Regions from separate parts of the Mus musculus genome. Here all the other regions are linked to region 3. A link is a loop called in an ENCODE intact Hi-C map of the cell type or tissue named here. Cell type or tissue: left cerebral cortex. All regions are shown on one strand.

What was found. Hi-C counts contacts between places; a loop is a spot of excess contacts. Peaks named below come from ENCODE experiments on the same cell type or tissue, not always from the same donor. Only the 100,000 strongest peaks of a DNase experiment are listed, where the experiment ranks them.
Region 1: it touches region 3 in a loop (16-fold over the local background); 14 of 42 quality-filtered maps call a loop at or near these places.
Region 2: a loop joins it to region 3, with 7 times the contacts of the local background. A loop is called at or near these places in 15 of 42 quality-filtered maps.

What each region holds. Positions count from the first base shown.
Region 1 is chr2:154,915,227-154,917,726 of GRCm38, forward strand. No RefSeq gene overlaps it. Among named protein-coding and RNA genes, the nearest start is that of Eif2s2, 24 kb to the left of the region's middle. In left cerebral cortex, a CTCF peak has its summit at 1,470 (motif pointing right); a DNase peak (open chromatin) is centred at 1,487.
Region 2 is chr2:154,919,597-154,922,096 of GRCm38, forward strand. No RefSeq gene overlaps it. Among named protein-coding and RNA genes, the nearest start is that of Eif2s2, 28 kb to the left of the region's middle. In left cerebral cortex, no CTCF peak of the experiment used is centred here; no DNase peak of the experiment used is centred here.
Region 3 is chr2:154,970,972-154,973,471 of GRCm38, forward strand. It overlaps a transcript of a not described here. Among named protein-coding and RNA genes, the nearest start is that of a, 41 kb to the right of the region's middle. In left cerebral cortex, no CTCF peak of the experiment used is centred here; DNase peaks (open chromatin) are centred at 1,517 and 2,457.

The DNA.
Region 1 (2,500 bases), 56 kb before region 3:
TGAACTAAGTCTGTCTCTCCAGAAAGGTTTGTTATTTGCTCTTGTAAAATGTCTTCATATACAGACAGAGATAGCAACATTGCCCTCCCCTGTTGTTTTTTTCAAGACAGATTTTCTCTGATAATCCCTGGCTGCCCTGACACTCACTCTATAGACCATGCTGACCTCGAACTCAGAGCCTGCCTCTGCCTCCTAAATGCTGGGATTAAAGGCATCACCATCCAATGTCCAGGCTATGGAGACATGTTCTTAAGGGAGGCATTGCTTTCCTGTAGAGCAAGAATATGAGACTTGTGTCCTTCTCCTGTGTGTTTGATGGTAGAAAAAAAATCTAGTTAATTCTCTGACCAAATGTCCATGTTCTCATGTTCCTCCTGTGCATCCATCAATTTCATGTCTCATTCTCTGTCCCTGAGTTTTGTTGTTTGTTTGCTTGATTGAATATGTGTGTGTGTATATATATATATATATATATATATATATATATATATATACTACGACAATTTAAAAATTCAGGCATCAGATCCATTATTAGTGCATAAACAATGTCTTCCACTTCCTCATCTGTCTAATTTGCGTTTTTCCTCCAGGTTTAGGACCCTTTATACTTTTCATCCTTGGACAGAGAAAAGAGAAAGACAGGCACAAATAACCGAGACTTCTGCTTTCTTAAGAGTTCAGTGTGCACTTAAGATAGTCCCGTTGATTTTGTCGTAAGCAGTTTGTGATGCTCTGTGGCAAGAAGGTTTCCAGAAAGTCTAGATATCGGTACGGCTGGGAACAGCATGCCAAACATGTCTGTGCTCCCCACATGATCCCCTCTCTCATCTTCCCACAGTCCCCCTGGGAGAAAATGTGGAATAAAGATGTGCATGCAGGCGGCTCCAGCCACACTGACTCCGCTGGAGTCGGACGAGCCCCCACAGTGGATCATAGCTTTCCTCAATGGCATTCTGTTTATTCTTTTGAGGATTTTATTAACATATGGTTTTGCTTAAATTCACCCACATCTTTTTTCTCAGAAATGAGCATTACGGGGGTTCTAATTGCTTCTTGAACATCAAATAGCTCCTAAAAGTACACATGATGGATTGACTGTGAGTGAAGCAAGCAAGGGCAGAGCTCCTCCTGAAATACACATGGATTTAATAATTAGCAAGAAAGCTCTTCATAATTAGAAAAAAATGACTGGGATAGTATTCAAACTGCTGGAGAATGCACGGGTCTGTCTTAGCGTTGTAGCCTTTCTCTGGGACTGTGATACTACAGACGGCAGTAACAGTCTCCACCAAGTAAAAGTGTCTACAGTTTCTGGCATATAAGTAAGCAAGAAGGTGGGGTTTCTTTTTCCTTATTTTATTTTAAAATTTTGATTTATCTTTAATTTAAAATTATGTGTATGTTTACTTGTGTATGAGTGTTGGGGGCAGAGGAGGTATTGTATACATGAGTACAGTTATTCACATGGGCCAGTAGAGGGCGATAGGATCCCCCAGAGCTGGAGTTCTGAGAAGTCAGTTGCGAGCTTCATCCACAAGAGCAGTAGATGCTTGTTGTTGTTGTAGTTTTGAGACAGGGTCTCTCTGTGTAGCCTTGGCTGTCTGGAACTTACTCTGTACACCAAGCTGGCCTCAAATTCACAGAAATCTGCCTGCCTCTGCCTCCCAAGTGCTGGGATTAAAGGTGTGTGCCACCACCACCCAACCCCAGCAAGCAGTAGAGACGCTTAACCACTGAGCCATCTTCCCAGCCCAGATCTCTCTCTCCCTCTCTCCCTCCCCGCTCCCTCTAACCCTCTCTTTCTCTCTTTTTATGTGTCCTGGTGTTTTGCCTGCATGTATGTAAATGTACACCTACATGCAGTGCCCTTGGAGGCCAAAAGATGTCTGATCCTCTCTCTGGAATCAGAGTTACAGATAGTTGTTACTCTCACGTGGGGTCTGGGGACTGAACTCAAGTCCTCTGCAATGTCAGCCGGTCCTCTTAACTACTGAACCATCTCTTCAGCCCCAGGAAAATTATTCTGTTTGTTTGAGACAGAGTCTCACTATGCAGCCCTGGTTTCCCTGGAACTCACTATGTAGTCAGTGTTCACAGAGATCTGCCTGTCTCTGTCTTCCTGGCACTGGGGTTCAGGACAAGCCATGACCACACCAAGCTTCCCATGTTTTTTTGTTTGTTTTTTTTTTCTTTAAATCTCATTTTTTAAACTATTTTGTTCTGTTGTTTTGCACTGTATATAGCCCAAACTGGCCTCAAACTTGTTATGTAGCCAAGAATGGCCTTCAGCTTCTGGTCCTTTAGTGTTCAGATGCCATGTGCGAGGATTGTGAGGTTGTGGCCCGGGTCTGTGTGCTGCTGGGAACCAAATCTAGGGTTTCCAGAACACCACGCATGCTGCATTACCAGCCTCACCCCCAAATCCAGAGTTTATTTCTATAAGAAATTTTGTTCGCACTAGCTTTTAAGAGTTTCTACAAGGAGGCAATGTATAAAGAAG
Region 2 (2,500 bases), 51 kb before region 3:
TGGAGGGCAAGCTCATGCTGCCTGGGGTGAAAGCTGTGGAGGCTGAAACTTAGAGGATAGAGTGAGAAGCAGCCAAGAGCAGCATAGGAGCCATGACACATCAGTGTTCTAGAAGGTGCCGTGACACATCAGTGTTCTAGAAGGTGCCATGACACATCAGTGTTCTAGAAGGTGCCGTGACACAGTCAGTGTTCTAGAAGGCACCATGACACATCAGTGTTCTAGAAGGCACCATGACACATCAGTGTTCTAGAAGGCACCATGACACATCAGTGTTCTAGAAGGCGCCATGACACATCAGTGTTCTAGAAGGCGCCATGACACATCAGTGTTCTAGAAGGCGCCATGACACATCAGTGTTCTAGAAGGCACCATGACACATCAGTGTTCTAGAAGGCACCATGACACATCAGTGTTCTAGAAGGCGCCATGACACATCAGTGTTCTAGAAGGCACGTTGAAAGGTGGAGAGAGGCTGGAGATGCTTGGGTTTGATTAGGTAGTGTCAGCAGCTCACAGACCTTACAAAGACACTTAGATTCATCACTTTGTCATAAAGGATATAACAGTGGACATAGATTAAGGAATATATACATACAATTGGAGAGATGGCTCAGCAGTCAAGAGCACTGACTGCTCTTCCAGAGGTCCTGAGTTCAATTCTAAGCAACCACTTGGTGGCTCACAACCATCTGTAATGGGATCTGATGCCCTCTTCTGGTGTGCCTGAAGACAGCTACAGTGTACTCATATATATATATATATATATATATAACAAATACATTTCTAAAAAAGAAAAGAAAGTATGTTACAGCCAGGACTACACGAAAGAAACCCTGTCTCAAAACAAAACAGAACAAAACAGAACAGAACAGAACAGAACAGAACAGAACAGAACAGAACAGAACAGAACAGAACAAAGGAACAAAAGAAATATATGCATGAAGATCCGGCAAAGGCACAGAGCTTCCCTGCTGTCTCTAGACTTCCACCTCCATGTGTTCCGCTCTCCTAAAACAAACTAAACCCAATCTTCTGGCTTTGTACCGAGATTTCACTGCATGGGCGTGGTTGTGAATGCACAGGATAGGGAAACCCAGCAATGCCTGTGTATCCTTGGGCTCCTTGCCCTCTACAGCATCCCTTCCTCATGTCCTCAACGCTCTCACTCACAGGTGCTAACTCTCCTGGCTACAGTTAAGGCTGGAACTCTTGCCAACAGTGGTCACAGTTACCCATGAGGCCTGGCCTCACCCACCCCTGCTATGAGAACAGACTGAGGGTCATGACTGAAGTGAAGGAGCCAGCACAGTTGCCGTGGGTTCAGTTGTCGTTGCACGTGGACCGCTTACCTGTAACTGCCTGGAGCTTCTTGACACAGCACCATTGCTTATTTCCTGAGCTACTCTTGTGGTGATTTGGGAACCTGGCATTTTACTGCCCCTCCCCCTTCTGTGGCTTCAGCTGCTGCTGCCATCCTCGCCCCTGGGGACATTCCCAGGCCAGAAATGTCAGAGCTGTTCTTCCATCATGTGTCAGGACTGCAGACCCCCTGGCACTGTGGCTTGGGTTGAGCTGTTTGCTCTGATTGATGCTCATGGCCACCATCTGCCCTGGTCAGTCCTGTGGCTCAGGCCTCACTCAGCTCACGGCGTCCTTACATAAGCTCCATGTCTCCTTCTTTGATGCCTAGAGCAGCTCTTCTACCCCTTGACTCTGAGTCTTTCTCTAAAGGAATTCCCATACACCTGGTTCATCTCCAACTCTCAGGAAGCAGTGTCCACCTCTGTGTGTGTTCTCTCTGTCTCCTGCTCCTCTCTCTCCAGCCACTCACTCCCTGGCAACTTGATTCTACACATTTCTGTTGCTTTAGGGCATTCTTTCATTCATTTGTTCATGTATTAAGTCATTCAGTAGAAATGATTCAAGCTTCAATTGTCTGCTGGACAGTGAGAGGCTGAGGATGCACAACAAGAAGCAGACAGGCCTCTGCCTCGTGGAGCCTACATTTTCACAGAAATATGTCAAGATGTCAACTGAAGGACTCTATCAAGCCAACATAAGGCAGGGAGATTAAGTACGTTTCTAAGACAGAAAGCCATTTCTGAAATTAGATTGGTCAGCCAGTGGACAAGGTGTTCACCATAGGTCTAGACAAGGTTAGTAGTGACAAATGTGGGTTAGACTGCTTATGGGGCTCTTGAGTACCAAGATTACCACTTTAAATAGATTTTAAAATATCCACTTTAGTGCATCATGAATCTCAACTAGTAGAGGAGCCTCTTAGAAATCTGCCTGCACGCAGTGTCCAGATGAGCCCCGTCTCTTCTGTTCCATAACTGCTGTAGCTGGGCCCTGGTGAGGCCTCCTCATCACCTCCTCTAAAACGACTCTTCATGGTACCCGAGAAGCAAAGGCTTGCACATGCAATGCATATCCTATTGCCACCCTCATCTAAGTATGTTGACAAATAGTTCAGGACAACAAAGCCATGATCTAG
Region 3 (2,500 bases):
GGTGCCTTCTAGAACACTGATGTGTCATAGCGCCTTCTAGAACACTGATGTGTCATGGTGCCATCTAGAACACTGACTGTGTCATGGTGCCTTCTAGAACACTGATGTGTCATGGTGCCTTCTAGAACTCTGACTGTGTCATGGCTCCTACGCTGCTCTTGGCTGCTTCTCACTCTATCCTCTAAGTCTCAGCCTCCACAGCTCTCACCCCAGGCAGCACGAGCTTTCCCTCCATTAATGTACCAGGTTCTGAAAGGCAGACTGACTGCTTCATCTGCCTCTCCTCAGATTCATTGCAAGGCACAGTAACAGGCACATGTCCATACACATCTGTCAAGCCAATCAAAGCATGGGTGGAAAGGAAGATGTAAGGGAAACCATTCTCTGTCTTCGCTTTCCTCACAGACGAAGCGCCTCTGATCATTCTGTCACCACCTCTAGCTCACACCTTGTCTCACCTCAGATGCAAGAAAGGGCTGGCCCTGTGCAAACCGGGACCTTGAGAATATGACTTGGGAATTCAGTCGTTTCCCCCATGTCCTTCCTCCTGTGTCGTTTGCTCTCTTATTCACTGGCTTCTACAGAGTCCCAGTTCTGTCTCAATGAGGGCTCTGCTGCTGGGCTTTCCTCTAACACCTGACAGGGACAGGGGTTGGGTTCTTTCTCTCTCTCTCTCTCTCCTCTCTCTCTCTCTCTCTCTCTCTCTCTCTCTCTCTCTCTCTCTCTCTCTCTCTCTCCCTCCCTCCCTCCCTCCCTCCCTCCTTCCCTCCCTCCCTCCTTTCTCTCTCTCTTCTGAGTAGTATTGATTCTCTTAATCAAGTAAATGGCAACAAACTCCTTCCTCCACACATCCAGAGTAGACAGGCATGCATCCAGCTTCAGGTTTCTCTGGCTGCATTTCAGCAACCCAAGTGGAAAAAAAGAACCCTTACTTCATACAACTGGCTCTGAACACCATTGTTGGGTCGCAAGACCACTCCTTGCACCGGCTGGCTGCATTCTTTTCCGGAGACAGGGGACTGCGATTATCCAGTCCAGAGGCGAGTTCATCTCTTCCTGCTCCCAGCACCACACACATCTACTCTGGCTGGTGGGCTGGGGGTGGGGTCTCTCTAGACTTGTTAGCTGCAGCACGTGTGGCAGTGAGCGCTGACAAAGGTCTGCACACAAATGTTCATAGCATGTTATCGATGCCAGGACCAGCCCGCAGGTGCCGTAGTAAACAGTCTGTCATACAATCTAAAGAAGTTCAGCAGTAAAACAGAGTGAGCGTTTCAACCTGAGAAAACCTCAAAGACGGCAAGCTGAGCAAAGACAGCAGACGCAAGCATGCATGGTGCATGGCTGCATTTCGTATTGTATTTAGAAAAGGCAGAGTAGTGTGTGTGTGCAAGAGGAGACTTGGAATGCCAATAGCAAGATGTGAGGTAATGGTTTCACAGCTGTGTCGATCTGTCAAAAGTCTCTAAGGCCTACACGGGGCTGGGTGTACTTAGCAGTTATTTACATTATATCTATATAAAGTAAGTGCTGAGTGGCTGTGATGTCATTTAGCAAAGAGTCTTGGCTCAGTCCCCAGGCTCTGGCTGTGCAGCGCCCCTCAATGCACCCTGATCCTCTACAGCACTGTGGCAGCGTGTTGATTGCTGTTCCTCCACATGTCTGAGCTACCTACACTTGTGTGTGTCCTTACATGCTCTGTCCCCACCAATGTCCACCAAGCAAAAAGCTTTTCTCCTCATTCAATGCCCAAGTGCCTGAGAAATCAAAGCATCTGTACTGCTTACTTTAGGCAGAATGTAATACCTAACTCACTCCCTTTTTTCTATAAAAGGCAAGATTTTTCTTTTTTGTTTTTAGTTTTCTTGTACATTGACTTCTGTATAATAGTGGGAGCCACTGTAGACAAGTGTGAAGAGATCTCCTCCATAGGATAAACATCAGCTATTTCCAAGTAAATGTTTGGAAAATGGAGATTAAGCAAAAATCCATAATTATTTATTCCGTGCCCCACAGTGACATCACAAAGAAGAAGAAAGCTGAGGTCTGGCATAATCATGGCCCACAACATTCCCTCTCTCAAGCGTCTTGGACACTATTCTCAAACAGTTTTTCTAATTATGAACAGCTTTCCTGCTAATTATTAAATCCATATGTATTTCAGGGGAAATCGAATCCCAGTTTGCTTCATTCACACCCAATCCATCACGGTTTTACTTTCAAGAGCTATTTGATGTTCAAGAAGCCATTAGGACCCCATAATGCCTCTTTCTGAGAAAAAGGATATGGTCAAAGTTAAGCAAAACCAAATGCTAACAAAATCCTCAGAGATTAAGTAGCATCCTAATGAGGGGAATTATGCTACACTGTTCTCTATTCGGGCGCCTCAGACTCCAAGGAAGTCTGAGTGACTGGAGCCACTCGTACATCTTCATTCCACATTTTCTCCCTACGGGACTTTGGAAAGATGAGAAGAAGGATGGTTTGATGAGTCAGAAAT